Linked DNA regions of Homo sapiens: regions 1, 3, 4 and 5 are each linked to region 2. A link is a contact called in ENCODE Hi-C or POLR2A ChIA-PET data. All regions are on one chromosome and are shown on one strand. The core of a region is the stretch at or near the end of the contact, and the rest is flanking DNA. Distances in the headings are between cores, read along the strand shown.

The links. Hi-C counts contacts between places; a loop is a spot of excess contacts on that map. ChIA-PET counts read pairs that join two places held with the same protein, here RNA polymerase II (POLR2A). Pooled maps may share reads with other maps.
Region 1: a map of Caco-2 shows a loop between it and region 2 (6-fold over the local background). The contact joins two enhancer-like sites. A Hi-C loop is called at or near these places in 3 of 168 maps with a recorded cell type or tissue (Caco-2, PC-9 and prostate gland) and 7 of 50 pooled maps. POLR2A ChIA-PET finds 5 or more read pairs at or near these places in 1 of 52 experiments (WTC11).
Region 3: a loop to region 2 is called in a pooled map, with 6 times the contacts of the local background. The contact joins two enhancer-like sites. A Hi-C loop is called at or near these places in 3 of 37 single-sample maps with no recorded cell type and 6 of 50 pooled maps. POLR2A ChIA-PET finds 5 or more read pairs at or near these places in 1 of 52 experiments (MCF 10A).
Region 4: a map with no recorded cell type shows a loop between it and region 2 (10-fold over the local background). The contact joins two enhancer-like sites. A Hi-C loop is called at or near these places in 8 of 37 single-sample maps with no recorded cell type and 4 of 50 pooled maps. POLR2A ChIA-PET finds 5 or more read pairs at or near these places in 1 of 52 experiments (naive thymus-derived CD8-positive, alpha-beta T cell).
Region 5: a loop to region 2 is called in a map with no recorded cell type, with 24 times the contacts of the local background. The contact joins two enhancer-like sites. A Hi-C loop is called at or near these places in 28 of 37 single-sample maps with no recorded cell type and 5 of 50 pooled maps.

Annotation. Positions count from the first base shown.
Region 1 is chr15:69,574,782-69,577,481 of GRCh38, forward strand. No RefSeq gene overlaps it. Among named protein-coding and RNA genes, the nearest start is that of DRAIC, 14 kb to the left of the region's middle. Within about 2 kb of position 1,410, at least 2 of the 41 ENCODE cell types and tissues checked have a DNase peak (open chromatin) inside an H3K27ac peak, as active enhancers do.
Region 2 is chr15:70,013,610-70,016,309 of GRCh38, forward strand. All of the region lies in intron 2 of LOC101929129 (a long non-coding RNA gene), which reads right to left. Among named protein-coding and RNA genes, the nearest start is that of MIR629, 65 kb to the right of the region's middle. RefSeq lists an enhancer at 1,293-1,796. Within about 2 kb of position 1,407, at least 4 of the 41 ENCODE cell types and tissues checked have a DNase peak (open chromatin) inside an H3K27ac peak, as active enhancers do.
Region 3 is chr15:70,461,753-70,464,452 of GRCh38, forward strand. No RefSeq gene overlaps it. Among named protein-coding and RNA genes, the nearest start is that of LINC02205, 43 kb to the right of the region's middle. RefSeq lists an enhancer at 1,101-1,180. Within about 2 kb of position 1,384, at least 6 of the 41 ENCODE cell types and tissues checked have a DNase peak (open chromatin) inside an H3K27ac peak, as active enhancers do.
Region 4 is chr15:70,434,275-70,436,974 of GRCh38, forward strand. No RefSeq gene overlaps it. Among named protein-coding and RNA genes, the nearest start is that of LINC02205, 70 kb to the right of the region's middle. RefSeq lists a silencer at 1,185-1,388 and an enhancer at 2,199-2,248. Within about 2 kb of position 1,262, at least 4 of the 41 ENCODE cell types and tissues checked have a DNase peak (open chromatin) inside an H3K27ac peak, as active enhancers do.
Region 5 is chr15:69,665,647-69,668,346 of GRCh38, forward strand. All of the region lies in intron 1 of PCAT29 (prostate cancer associated transcript 29), which reads left to right. Among named protein-coding and RNA genes, the nearest start is that of PCAT29, 75 kb to the left of the region's middle. RefSeq lists enhancers at 1-29, 646-1,260, 701-750, 781-830. Within about 2 kb of position 1,390, at least 11 of the 41 ENCODE cell types and tissues checked have a DNase peak (open chromatin) inside an H3K27ac peak, as active enhancers do.

The DNA.
Region 1 (2,700 bases), core at 160-2,659, 440 kb before region 2:
AAACCTCACTTCCTCCTCCCAAATCATGTGTCTTCAGAGTACATTCAAGGGCAACTCCACGCTCTGTGTTTCAGAGAAAACAATCCTTCATGGCTGTGCCCACGCTCTCCTCCCACACCACCAGATGTGCAGGCAGCGTGGGGTCTCTCCAGCATCCCCTGTTCAGACGGCCCGTTCGGAAACTGGACATAACTGTGACTTGTGTGCCTGGCTCTGAATAATCAGTTAGGCCAGTGAAATGGGAGTCTCTCTGTGTGTCTGGAATTTGAACTGAGACCCTAAGTTGGGACCACTCAGAAGTCTGGGAGACTCAAGAGTGAGGTGGCCATTACAGAGCCACACACAGCACAAGGTATTAAGTCAGGAGAAACTGAGGCAGCCAGACAGACGGGGAAGGGAGCAGGGCACAGAAAAAACCAATGAGGAGAGATACCCAGGGGAGAGGCCAGAGCTGCCTGATCAAGGACGATGCCCACCTCCAGGACAGGGACTCTTAAAGTCTGCCCAGGGATGGCAGGGCTGCCATGGAGCAGTATCCCCTGAGATATGGCTCTCATTTTTCTGCTTTCCTACTGGTGTGTTTTTTTGCCACTCTCTAGCCCTGGCTGTACCACTGAGGACTGAATTTTAACAGGCAGCAGGAAACTGGGATTCTTAGGTTGCAGGTCACTGGATCAAGAGGCACCACATCTACGTGTGAAGCAGGGATTACTGCCCCTCACTGCTGATATGGGATGCCAACATACCGCCCTGAGACCCTGCACCTGAGGACGATGCTGCCCCTGGGGCGGATCTAGGGCTGCGTTCCCTGGGGAGGGATGAGGTACTTTGCTTGCAGGAGGGAGAATGAGCCGGAAGCCATCAGTAGTCAGGAATGTGCCCTTTCAGTGTCCCTAGCTCCTGACTTCTGGGCACCTGGTGGGATTGCACTTTCTGCCTCTTTTGCTTGGGTGGGGCTGTGTGATAGATCCCACCAGTGAGCTGTGAGTGGAAGTTTTTCACTGTCTGTGTGAGGCCCTCAGTCTCTTGCTCTCAGTCACTGTAGCCAGCATCATTCCAGATGGTGGTGGCTACTGCCTCAACCTGGATCTTAGAAAATGGACACAGAGCTTGTCCAGCTAAATAAACCTGCCTGATTTGGAGCCATTTCGTGTTGGGGATTGTTTGCTACTACACCACACCCTGGGTGATCTGGCGGGTGCATTGCCTTAGCCAGGGCTTCAGCATCACACATTTCCTGGATCCTTCTGGGAAGTAGATGGAGGGCTGCTAAAAGCTGGGGCAACCCTAGGGGCTGGAGACATTCCCTGGGTCCCCCTGCCAGCCACAGTGCCAACCCTCAGGCTGTGGCACGGGAGTGCTGAACAGCAGAGGGCACCAGAGGCCTGTTTCTGCCTTCCCCATCCTGGTGCCATCATGGGGGTTGGTGGCATCAGTATTGCTGGTATTGTAGGAGGGTAGCATTTGGACCTACAGCAGAGAGAGATCTCGCTCCTCTTCTGTCACTGTGGTTGTGGGCAAGTGTTTGGAAGATGCAGACTCACCCTTCAGTAGGCTTCAGACAATATCTAGGGACCAGGGTCGGGGCACCCACCACAACTTCCTCTGGCCCTTTCTCTCTTGGGCTGGCCCCACCTTCAGTTGTCATCTGTCAGGCCCAGGGGTGGGGAGGAAAGCCAGGAGCCAGGATACAGCAGAACAGGCACAGGCAGCCTGACTCAGCACACAGCAGTGTTTTCAGGCCATCCCCTGTGGCTTTTCCTCTTCCATGCCTCAGATCCCACCACTATACTTTTGCCCATTTAGCACCCTACTTTCAATTCTGAAAATGCAGCTCTTGTTTTTTTGGGGAAAGGGAAAGGATGGAGGTTGGAGAGGGTGGGACTAACAGCAGATGTTTTCAGGATTTGAGAGCTTCGTCAGTACAAAGAGCTTTGTGCTAGGAGCCTGGAAGCCAGGTGATCTGCAGTAGGTCTTTTTCTTCCTTGGGCCTCAGTTTCCTCCTCTGCAAAAGTGGGTTTTGGGACAGCCAAGCTCTGAGCCCCTTCCAGAGTTTGTAACCTAAGATTCAGGTTTTGCTGGTCAGGAAGAGAGAGACAGCCTGGCCCTGGGGTAGGGATAGGAAGGAGGAGGAAGGTGCTACCTGTAAGGTAAAGGAGACAGGTGGGGGAAGCTTGGGTCACTGGGAGTCCTTAGCTGGACCATGACACTTTGCCAGGAGTGGCTGGATTCCCTGCACCTGCTGCTTTACTGTTGGCCTGTGTTTCAGTATTTACATTTCTCTGGATCATATAAGACCAAGGTCAGGTTAAGTCCATTACTCCTAACCCTAGTTGGCCCAAAGTCAAACAGAAGAGGTTGCCTGTGCACCTGCATCTCTGCCCTTCCTGCCTTCTCTAGGTGCTCTTAGCTCTGCATTTCTGCTCCTTCCTGCGGGGGCAGGAGGTTGGGCCTGACTCTGAAGCCCTAGTAGGGCCTGTCTTCCAGAAAGACAAGCACGTAGACACTGCAGGCAGCCACCTTGGGGTGGGGAAGGGAACACCCGCCTGGCATCTGGCTGTTCGCTGGGTGGGGATGCCTCTTTCTGCTGCCTTTGTTACCCTTTTCCCTCACCACTGCCAGCACTCAGGCTCCATAGTTAAAAGGCGGCACCAGGTTCTTCCCAGCAAGAACCTCAGGAGCTCTGGAGGCACCTTCTGG
Region 2 (2,700 bases), core at 157-2,656:
TGCAGTCCTAGGTCAGGGGGTGCCTCCAGGTAGGGGTGGGGTGGAGAGGGGTGGTTTTGGGGGCTGCAGGGCTGGGACCGGGGAGAACAGCTCTGCGCAGGTTGGTGAAGCTACCGTCTTGCCTTCCCCCTCCCCCCACTCCCAGAATGCAATCTACCGAAACCTCTTATTAAAAGTATCCTGGGGGTGATAAAAGTGTCACTAGAGATTTGCTCATTTTCTAAACTGTCATTAAAAAGAAATTTATGGTCAGGGGAAATATAGGCAGTGGAGGGTGGAGTGTGGGCAGGGAGAGAGGGAGGATGATTTCAAATCAGTCCCTTAATAAATTAAAGATGCTCACTTGCAAGAGGGGCTTGGAAAAGGAAATTGCTAGAAACTCATGGCTTTCTCCATTCCAGCTGGCCGGTGTCCTCCTCCTGCACTCTTCCTCTCAACTACACTCCCATTCACACCCACCCCTCCCCTCCTGACAAATCCACAGGGCAAATGCTTCCTCCCTGCGGGCCCACCCCATCCCGTCCTCCTCCAGGAAGGCCTCCAGTTCCCCTCCCTGAGGCTTCCACAGCCCCACTGTCTGAATATTAGATAGACTATGTCTCACCCCCACTATACTGTAAGATCTTTGAAGGTAGGAGTCTTGCCTCGAACTATTGCATGAATCTTAATCAAGGGAGGTGGAGGTGATCTCATTCCCTTAAATTATTAGGAAATGTTAACCGAGAAAAGGGAATGAAGAACCCAAGGAGTTCAGACCTCATTTCACACACGAGGAGCCTGAAGCTCGGAGGGGAAATGGAACTCACCTCAGGTCACAGGGGAGCTGTGAGAACCCGCCTCTCCTGGGGTCCAGCAGTGTGCCCAAGAGCTTACACTCAGAGTCCAACTGTGCCCTCCCCACTCACTGGCTTGGGGAACCTTGAGAAAGTCACCAAGCCTCCTGTGCCTTGGGCACCAGAGTTGTTGTGGGTATCAGCTGTGACGCTGTTCGTGCTTTGCTCAGTGATATTTTTATTTTGCATCACTTTGTCATTGGCATCATGATGGCAGGAAGGAAGGCAGGGAAGCTCGAAGCTGTCAGGGCTTCAGTCTTTTGCCTGGACCCTCTTCACCTGCTCAGCAATTGTCCAAGCATCCACTAAGTGCCAAGTCCTGGGCTAGGCTTGGGAGATACAGAGACCAGCAGGCATGGCCCCAGCCCTAGACACACTTCAGTCTGGTGGGGAAACTACTGCTGCGAATGTGGGGGTCCCCGATGGCCTGGCTCTCACTCCTTCTGGGTGGGTTGTGGGTTCACATTTCTCCCCCCACTGGACTTTGAGTAGCCCTGCCTCTGGCTTTGGCCAAGCAGGACCAGCCCAGAAGGAGGCCTCTGGGGAAAGGAAGAGGGTGTGCCTGGCAGGGGTGGGAACAAGGGTGTGGGGAGCTCAGCAGGTGCTGACCACTGAGAAAGGGAAGTGAGAGAGCAGGTTCAGGCCAGGTTGCAGGCTGGGCCCGTGGGGATGAGGCTCTTAGGTCTGAGCCAGGCCAGCAAGGTGGAATAACCCCGCCTCCGCCTAATGCAGATGCTCAACTCTTGCCCTGAGTGAGGTTCAGGAAGAGAGGCTGGAGGCAGGGGGCAGTCCATAACAAAAGGCTGAGAGCTGAGCCTGCCTCAGACCTGCTCTGCTAGCTCCACAAGCTTCCTGCCTGGGCCTCCTTCCCCGGTCGGCTGGGCACGACGCTGTCCTCTGCTTCCTACCCTCCGAACTGAGGATCAGCTGAAGGCAGTCAAGGAATGAGCACTCTCTGAATGAAAAGAGCACATTTCAGAACCTCATGGAAGCCTTTTAGTGCACATGCCATGAGGCCTGGGTGGGGAGGGGAGGGAAGAGGAAAGGGAAGAGGATTTGACATCGAGATGGAAAGAGGGAACACAGAACTTCTGTGCACGGCATTTAGAACACAAACACTGCATCACTGAACCATGAGGCTGCAATGCAGACAAAAGAAGCCTGGAGAAATCCCAGTGGGTTTCTTGGAGGAGGGGAAGGCTGGTTTGGGCTTCACAAGTTTGGTGCACACAGGGAGAGGGGAGAAAGTAAGGCACAGGCCACAGCGGGAGGGCTTGGGACCATGGGGGCCCTGCAGGTCTGGCCAGGCCATGAGCAGAGTAGGGGGTGGGAGGCTTCCAGTCTCTAAGGGGCCTGAGGACCCAGGTCCCCGCAGCCCTCCTGACCCCCAGGGGGCCCCTCCAGCCTGTTTGGTGGGTTGTTTGCCAGCCTCTGCCTGGGAGCCTCGGCCTTCCATCTAGACATCAGGCCAGCCTCCACGTGGAGGCAAAGGACGGCAGATCAAGGATGGGCTGACGGGCAGGGGGTGTGATCAGTGGAAAGTTCTGCCTGCACAACAGCACACTGATGCCTCCGGGGCCAGCCTTGTCCTGCGCTCAGGATTTCTCCCAGCCTGGCTTGGCCTCTGCTTTACTCCGACACTATTTTTATGCCTCGATACCTCACTTTGCATCTGTGGCTCTCTGTTTTGCTTTCTCTCTCTCTCTCTCTCTCTCTCTCTCTCTCTCTGTCTCTCTTCTCTGCCTCGTTCTGAACATCTCTGTCTGGCTCGCTGTGTCTTGCTTTCCCTGTGTGTCTCTCTCCATCTCTGTCCCTCTCTCTCTCTCTCCCTCTCAGGACTCCCTGACCCGTTCTGTGTGACTCTGTC
Region 3 (2,700 bases), core at 134-2,633, 450 kb after region 2:
AAAGGGAGAAATCACTGTGGACAGCTGGCCAGAGCACAGCCTTGAAGGATGGGCTTGTCCAATGATGAATCAAGAGACCTTGGTCTGAGCCTTGTATTTTACAGGGCACCCAGGAGGTTCCCTGGGGATGGAATTTAGAAGGGTGAAGAGAGTGAAGAGGAAATGGGATGGTGTTCTAAGCAGGGAGGAAAGCATGGGCAAAGGTGTGGAAGCTAAACACTTCCTGAGCCAAAAGGGAGTCCTGTTGGGTCATACTGGGGAACACTCAGGGGAGTAATTAGAAACTGGATTGGATGAAGAAGGTAAGACCAGGCTAGGGAAGTCCCTTGAGAGAAAAGCAGAGGCTTTGGACTTGAAACTCGAGGCCAGGCATTGGCAACTATAGCCTGAGGGCCAAATCTGGCCCACTGCCTATTTTTATAAATAAAGTTTTATTGGAACAGAGCCACACTCATTCATTTGGTATCATCTATGGCTGTTTTTGAGCAACAAGAGTGGAGATGAGTAGTTGTGGCAGAGACCACATGGCCTGCAAAGCCTATAATATTTATCCTCTGGCCCTTTACAGAAAATGCTTGCTGGCCACTGCTGTAGGTGGGCACAGCCAGTCAATGAGGCTTTTCAGCAGCCACCAAGATGGTAAAGACAAGCCTAGCAGTGGCTGAAGGACAGGGTGTATTCTAAGAGGAAGGAGAAAAGTGCCTAACTTCTATTGAGTTCCTGCCCTATGATTTTCCTTCACCCACATTATCATTGTTACTTCTCCTAACCACCCTGCCCAGAAGCTGTTACTATCTCCATTTCAGAGATGAGGAAAATGGGGTCCGGAGAGGTTAAGTGACTTACTCAAGGTTACCCAGTGCTTCAGGGCAGAACTGAGATTTAATTTCAAGTCGGTCAGATTCCAAAGTCAACGTTCTTCCCACCACACCTCATTGCCTTTCAGGGCACTGAATATCCCAGGTGGGAGGGGACAGCCCCAAGTCAATGAATTGGCTACTGTGTGTCACAGCCTGCAACAGTCCAAACTGGGGAGATGGTACGTGTTTCACTTCCCTGAGAACAAATGTAGAGGCCAAGTCTGATCTGCAGAGGGGACTTCTGCCCAGGGTTCTTCCAGCAATTGCTCTCAACTTGTTCAAACATGGACTCCACCCTGTCCCCTCCACCCCATGCCTCCGGAGGCACTGGCTCTGCCAGGAATGCATATCGTTCCATCTTCCCCCAGCCTCATCTCACAGCCAGATGCTAAAGGCAGTTGGGAGATACCATCTCCCCATCTACAAAACACACACACACACACACACACACACACACACACACAAGGGTTGGAAGGCCTGCATGGTGTCACCCACAAGAGATGACCCAGTTGATTTGCAGTGAAATTGCAACACAGCCTCTGCTTCCACCCCAGCTGATCCTAAGCCCTGGAGCAGAGGGGAGCTGGCCTTGTTTCCACCCCTAGCCTGGCTCCTGTTCCTCTCGTGACTAATTCAGATCCTCATCTGACAGCCACCCATGACCACTTCATCCAGAGAGGCCCCAACAGACCTGCTTCTTGGTTTTGCGGTCAAACTGGTTCTTGAAACTTCCCCAGAGGTCCAGCAGGGTTTACTCTGTCTGTGGGGAACTGTAACTGGCTGCCCCTTGGGGTTGAGCTGGTTGAGGACTTGAGAAACCATGAGAAGGAGGTCAGGAAAGTACAACTTCTACCTGAGACCTTGGTTATCTGTATGGTGTGTAAGACAATAGGAATCCACCCAGTAGATCCCAATGGATGGGTCTGTTCCTTATCAGCTCCCCATTGGCCCAGAAGCCAGGCCAGATAAGCCTCTGACCCCAGTGTTTCTATCAGGAAATGAACACAAATATAGGCAGACAACCTCCCCAGAGTAGGTGGGAGGAACCCTGTGACCCCCTAGGCTCATTGGCTGGCTCTAACGAGCAATTGCTACACCCTCCTACTCTCTTGCCTTGGGAAACAGTTAGAGTTACCTGTCAGCTCCAGGGGAGACTAGACCCACACCTACTCATGAGCTGGGGTGTAGCTCTTCTGGATGCAGAGGGAGAGGACAGAATGAGAGACACCTGCCCATGCTACCCACCAGCCTTCCTCAGACATGGTTGCCAGCTCCTTGTCACAGCCCCACTTTGTTCTGCTGTGACCACAGTGTGTGCTCACATAGGAGAGTAGAAGGAAAAAGACCAAGAGAGGATAAGGCAAACAAGATTTCATGAGCATCTATTATGTGCCAAGCTCAAAGCTGGGCACACACAAGCATCATCATTTTTTTTCCTTATGCAGTGACACATCCATGATTTTTTAGACTCTGCGTGTGCATCATTAAGACACAGCATAACATAAACGTGAAAGGCAGCTGCAGAGACAGCCCTTCCTAGATCCCTGCTCTGCTGCTAACTATCTGCGTGGTCGCAGTTTACACATCTATCACATAGGAACTAAACAATAATAATTATTTCATACGGTAATTACAACGATTGAATGAGGTCATTTATATAAAGTACTTGGAATAATGCCTGACACATTGAGAATAAAATAGTAGTGTTAATTGTGATTTTTTTTTTATCATTACCCTCTTTTACAGCTGAGGAAATCAGACAGGGCTAGTGACCTATGTAAGGTCACACAGCTAGAAAACCGCAACACAATTAGCCAGGCATGGTGGTGCACGCCTGTGG
Region 4 (2,700 bases), core at 12-2,511, 420 kb after region 2:
AGACCCGGACGATCCTTAGAAGGCTGATCAGGAAGCGACATTGACCAGGGGTGCCTGGCATTCTTCCCTGCCCTGGGATCAGCGTGGCCTCAGGAGTGCACCCAACAATGCCATCAGGCTGCCAGGACCCTCTACTGCCAGCTGGGTGACCTTAGGAAAGTCAGCTGGCCTCTCTGAGCCTGCTTCCCTGGGTGGACAATGGGGAAAACCCCTCCTTCTTGGGGTTGTTTGAAGATCAAATGGAATTCTTGAGCACAATCTCTTCCATTGTAATGGCTTCCTGGCTTGCTCCTACTTCCTCCCTGCTCCATTAAAGCTTAATCTGATAAATCAATTAAGGATAAAATACTATTGGCTGACCTCTGGTTAGTTGCCAGAGTTCAAGGACAACAATTTATTCCTCTGTGCATCTTCCTACCCCCAACCACCCCCCCGCTCCACCCGCGCGCGCGCGCGCGCACACACACACACACACACACACACACACACACACACACAGTGAATTGTCTAATGGCCTCTTCTTCCAGATAGGAGACACTCTTTGTGCCTCCATAAATGTAGCCTGGCACCAGTAAGTCCTGTATAAGTACTTAGTAGATAAAGGAATGAAAGCCTGGCCAGAGGGAAAATCCAAACCTCCTGCTAGGAGGAAAGCCAAAGGTCAAAGTTGGGTAAATAGGGGAAAGGAACCAGCCCCAGTAGCCAAGGTAGGTGAAACAGAAAGAAAAATCAGTAGAGAAGAGACAGGTTGGGAAGAGGAGTACAAGGTAGGTCAGGAGAGTTGTCCAGGTCATGCAATGAACAAGGTCTTCTGGGCTTTGAAAGACACATGACTGTAGCTCTGTGGCTTAAGGCTGGACTTCATGGTTTCTAGGACCAGACTGCTCTGGAGACCATGGAAATTGCACTGCCCAGCTGCGTGCTGGGGAGTCCTGGTGAAAAGACTGTTTCATTCCACTGAGAAGCCAAGGAAGCAAAGACGCGAAAGGGAGAAATAGGGAGGTTTCTGAGCAAGAGTGGCAAGAGGAAAGTGCTATTTCAGGGAACAAATGATTAGTGATGTTACACAGAACAGGTCAGAGGAGGAAAGAATGCAATTGGGGAAACTAGTGAGGATGCGGCCCAGGGAAGACTCAATGAAGACTGAGGCCAGGGTGACGAGGGTGGGAAAGGACACAAAAGAAGTAAACAAGAAAGGAAATCAAGACACAGACTCCCTCTCTGTGCTCCTCAGCCTGCTTCTCACCTTCCCTGCACCTGTCTCAGCCAAAGCCAGCCCTCAGGGCCCTCCCAGCCCCATGCCCCCGGGGCCAGGCCCAGTTACATCAGGTAAATAAAAAGGAAGTATGTGGTTTCTTCTTTCATTTCTCTCTCCTGACTTCCTCTGACTGCCAAAATTTGTCTGTCCCATCTGCAAAAATGTGACATTTTATATTCAAAGCAGTGCATGTCTAGTTATTTACTAGATGTGCAGCTAAGACATAATTACATTTAAAGTATTTTCCCCCAGGAATAGTCTTCCTTTAAGCAACAGTGCTCATTGTTTGAAGATCCTACATTTGGCGAAAAGAGTTCATAATTGCCTTGTAAACAGGTCTTGCAGACAGACACAGCAACAGCTACTTCTAAAACCTCCTGGAAGATTCTGGGGCTGAGAAAGTTGTGTATCTGTGTGTCTGCACATGTGTGGGTCCATGTGTCTGTGCATGTCCATTTGTGTGGGTGTGTTCTAGGTATGTGTGTGTGTGAGAGAGAGAGAGCACGTGTTTATGGAACACACGTCTGTGTCTTGTGTGTTGTGGAGGGGCAGAGCATGAAGAAGGAAACTAGTGTCTATTGAGAGCCTACCATGTTGCAAGTGCTTTGGGCATGGCCTTATTTAATCTTCAAATATTCTTGTCTCAGTTTAACAGCTGAAGAAACTGAAACTTAGAGAAGTAAAAGAACTTGCCCCAAATTAATCTGCCCATAAGTTTCAGAGATAGAACTCTGCTTCTCATAGTCTGTCTAGTTTGTGCTAAAAAGACTGAAGAAATAAAAGTACCATGTTGTGTTTTCACTCAGTGGCATACTTCATATTTTCTCAGATTCATTCATATATAATCATGTATATATCATTTTCTGAGTCCCTCCTGTCCTAGGCATTGTGGTAGAAACCTTACATATGCAATCTAATGCAATGCTTACCACCTCTCTGGAAGCGGGTTTATTATTGCCATTTCAGAGATTTAAAAAAATGAGGCATCAAGGGATTAGGTAACTCCCCCTCACAGAGCTGTAATGCAAAGGCAGCTTTGTTCAACTCCAAAGCCCACGCTCTTGCCCTTACATCCCACAGACTGGCTTCATTATTACTCAGTTTTGAGTCTTGAGAATTTAGAGTCTAGGTAGGCAGGAAAAGCATACATGTGACAACCAGAGTTATCACATGGTGGTCTGTATGTGAAGGCCAGCAGCTACCTTACATCACCAAAACTCAGATTATCTCCATCTTCCTGCTCTGCTACCCTCAGTCTGTCGGCTGCCTCAGACTAGTTTTCCTCATGGTTACAAGACAGTTGCCAGAGTTCCAAGCATTGCAAACAGCCTTGACTATACCCAGTGAAAGAAGGTAGACTAGTTAATTCTTATTTCTCTGTCTTTTTTCCTCTTTTTAAATCTTCATTTATTTTATTTTATTTCTACTATATCCTTCTAACT
Region 5 (2,700 bases), core at 140-2,639, 350 kb before region 2:
TCGCCCTTTGTGTCTGTGGCAGTGGTGAGGCTCAAACCTGTCTTCTGGTTGATAAGCCAGGCCCCACCTCCCATGCCCAGACAGCAGAGGCTGCCCGAGGAGCTGCTTGTTTGTTTGCCCTGCTATTCCCAGCAACCTGCCAGCAAACTGTCTCTGCTTCTCTGCTCTGCTCTGTGCCCCAGGAGGGGACCTCTAAGGGCTGCCCATGCCTCTGACCACTGCCTGGGCTTGGCCAGCGGGAGATACCAGAATGAGAAGCAACAGTGGGAGGAGAGAGGGGCTGGGCTATTTCTCCTCTGCTTCTCCCTCTGGGACGTGTGTCTCGGAAGAGCTGCCTCCCTCTGTGACTGCGCTCCTGTGGGGCGGCCCCTCCTCCACGGCCCCCACTCCTGCTGGTCTCTGGCCATGACATCCTGCCCTGCCCTGTAGATGCGGGCTGCGGACAGCTGTCAGCTGTTCTAGTCCAGGAGTCTCCCCATCCCTTTTGGATTTCCTTAACCCTGCCTAACTCAGTCACAAGCCCCTCCATCTGTGTCTCTTCATTTGAGCCACCTGGGGGGAATTCTGTTTCCTGTGGGGACCTCGAATGATACTGGGGTGGACCCATTCTTTATTGAGGACCTACGCTGGCAGCCATCTGCCTAAAGGCACACACTGGGAGGAAGGAGTCCAGACCTCCCAGGGTAGCACACATCCCTCTGGGAGGGTCCACCATTCACCCGGCTTGCTTTCCTGGCCACTGACACCCCTCCCCAGGCCCCACCGCAAGTCTTTGTACACCACCTTAGTGGAGTCTCGTGTGTGGCCCTGTGAGGCAGGGTCTGGCTAGGCCCTCTAAGGGATGTGGAAACGGAGGCCCAGGGAGGCTGGGGCTCTTCCCTAGGGTCACCCAACTTTGCACAGCAGAGTCCAGTTCCAAATGTGGGGCTAGCTGGCTCCAGTGCTGAGCAACTTCCTCTGTGCTGTGTGGGAGGTTCGTCTTGCTCATGTAGCTCACGTAGAACACACACACACACACACACACACACACGTGCACACACAGGCACAAATGACTAAATGCTTTTAAGGAGCTGTAGGAGAGTATGGGCAGGGATGCAAGGCCAGAAGTGAGGAGGGTTAGACGTGGCAGGGAGGGCTGGGTAAATCCAGGAGGGCATTTTGGAGGAGGTCAATAAGTCCTGGAGATGATTGGAAACCGCGTGGAAGCATATAGCCAGGAACTCTCTAACCGCGCCTCGGTAGACTGGTTGCACTGAATCACCAGGTTGGGTGGGGTTTAGGGGTATGCTTTAAAATTAGACTCCCAGGCCTCATCTCTAACATATAGAATCAGAATCTCTGGGGATGCAGTCCAAGAATCTGTTTTGTTTTGCTTTGATATGCAACTAGTCGTGGGAGCCACAAACTCTTCCCACTTCCCCATTTTACGTGCTGGGGAAGTATGTAAAGGAAGTAGAGAGAGGCCTAGGGACTTGCTCAGGGTCTCACAACAACCAATTCCAAAGCCAGGGCTGGCACCCAGGCCCCTTGGTTCCCAGCTCGGTGCTCATCCGACTGCTCATTCACCCTCGGGCTTCTCAGTGGGCAGGGTGGAAACACAGCTTCCTTAGATGATGGTCTCAGCCTCCTCCTCCCCCCGCCCCAGCCACCCTGCAGCCGGTTCTCAAGATGGCAAGTGGGGGGTGGATGAAGGTGGTGGCAAAGCGAGAAAGCGCCTGGAATAACACGACATTTTGAAATGTGAATCACTGGCACTTTCTGTTTTCTCCTGTTCCCCCTCTGCACCCTCCCATTCCCGCCCCCCCCCCCCCCCCGCCGACCAGGCACTCTCTGAGCTGTAGGAACGCTAGGCCTGGACATCCACCCAGCGTGTGGAACCAGCTGGGGAAGCCACCTGCGTGCAAGAGTGGGTGGAGTCTGAGATGAGAGCAGAGACTGGGGCTCTGGGCCTACTGCTGTCCCTTCTTGCTGTGTGACTTTGGGCAAGGCACTGTACCTCTCTGGACCTCAGCACTGGGATGCTCACCATAAGGCTTGTCAATACCCTTGGGCTGCCACATGGTGGGGGTGGGGGCCCTGCAGGACCTAGTCTATCCTGAATCCCTCTTCTGCCCTCCTGTCCTGACATTCCATCGCTCGTGTTCCGGTCTTTTGAACCCTGAGTAACAGGAGCCCAGGACGGTGCTGGTGGGAGGGTGCTGGGAAAGGGGGAAGCTGGGGAGGGGGCAGTTAGGGCTGCCAAGTGGAACAGGGGCCACTCAGCCGCTGAATGAGTGTCTGGACTCCCACCCCCAGACACTTCCTCCACATTCCCTCAACTCAGGAGCTAATGATTCAAAAACAGAGGTCAGCTCCTGGCTCCATGTTGACATGCAGGTACAGGGCAGAGCAAGCCAATGGTACCCTGGACCTCAGGGGGCTTGTGCCCTCTGTGGTGTGAAAGGTCACTGGGCATTTCTTAAGTGCCTCCAGCGCCAGGGCTTCTCCTCAGGCACCAAGGAGTGAGTTGGCTCTGTGTGTGTTTGTGTCCCCATCCCCAGATCAGGCCTGACTCACCCCGTGTCCCCACAGTCCAACACAGTGCTGGGTGCACAGCAGGGGCCCCAGGGACATCCCTGCATGGAATTTGTGCTGCCTGGCCAGGACCTCGTCAGCCTCAGCAGGCAGGAGCCTTGGTCCCAAGAGGATTGCCTTTGGGCA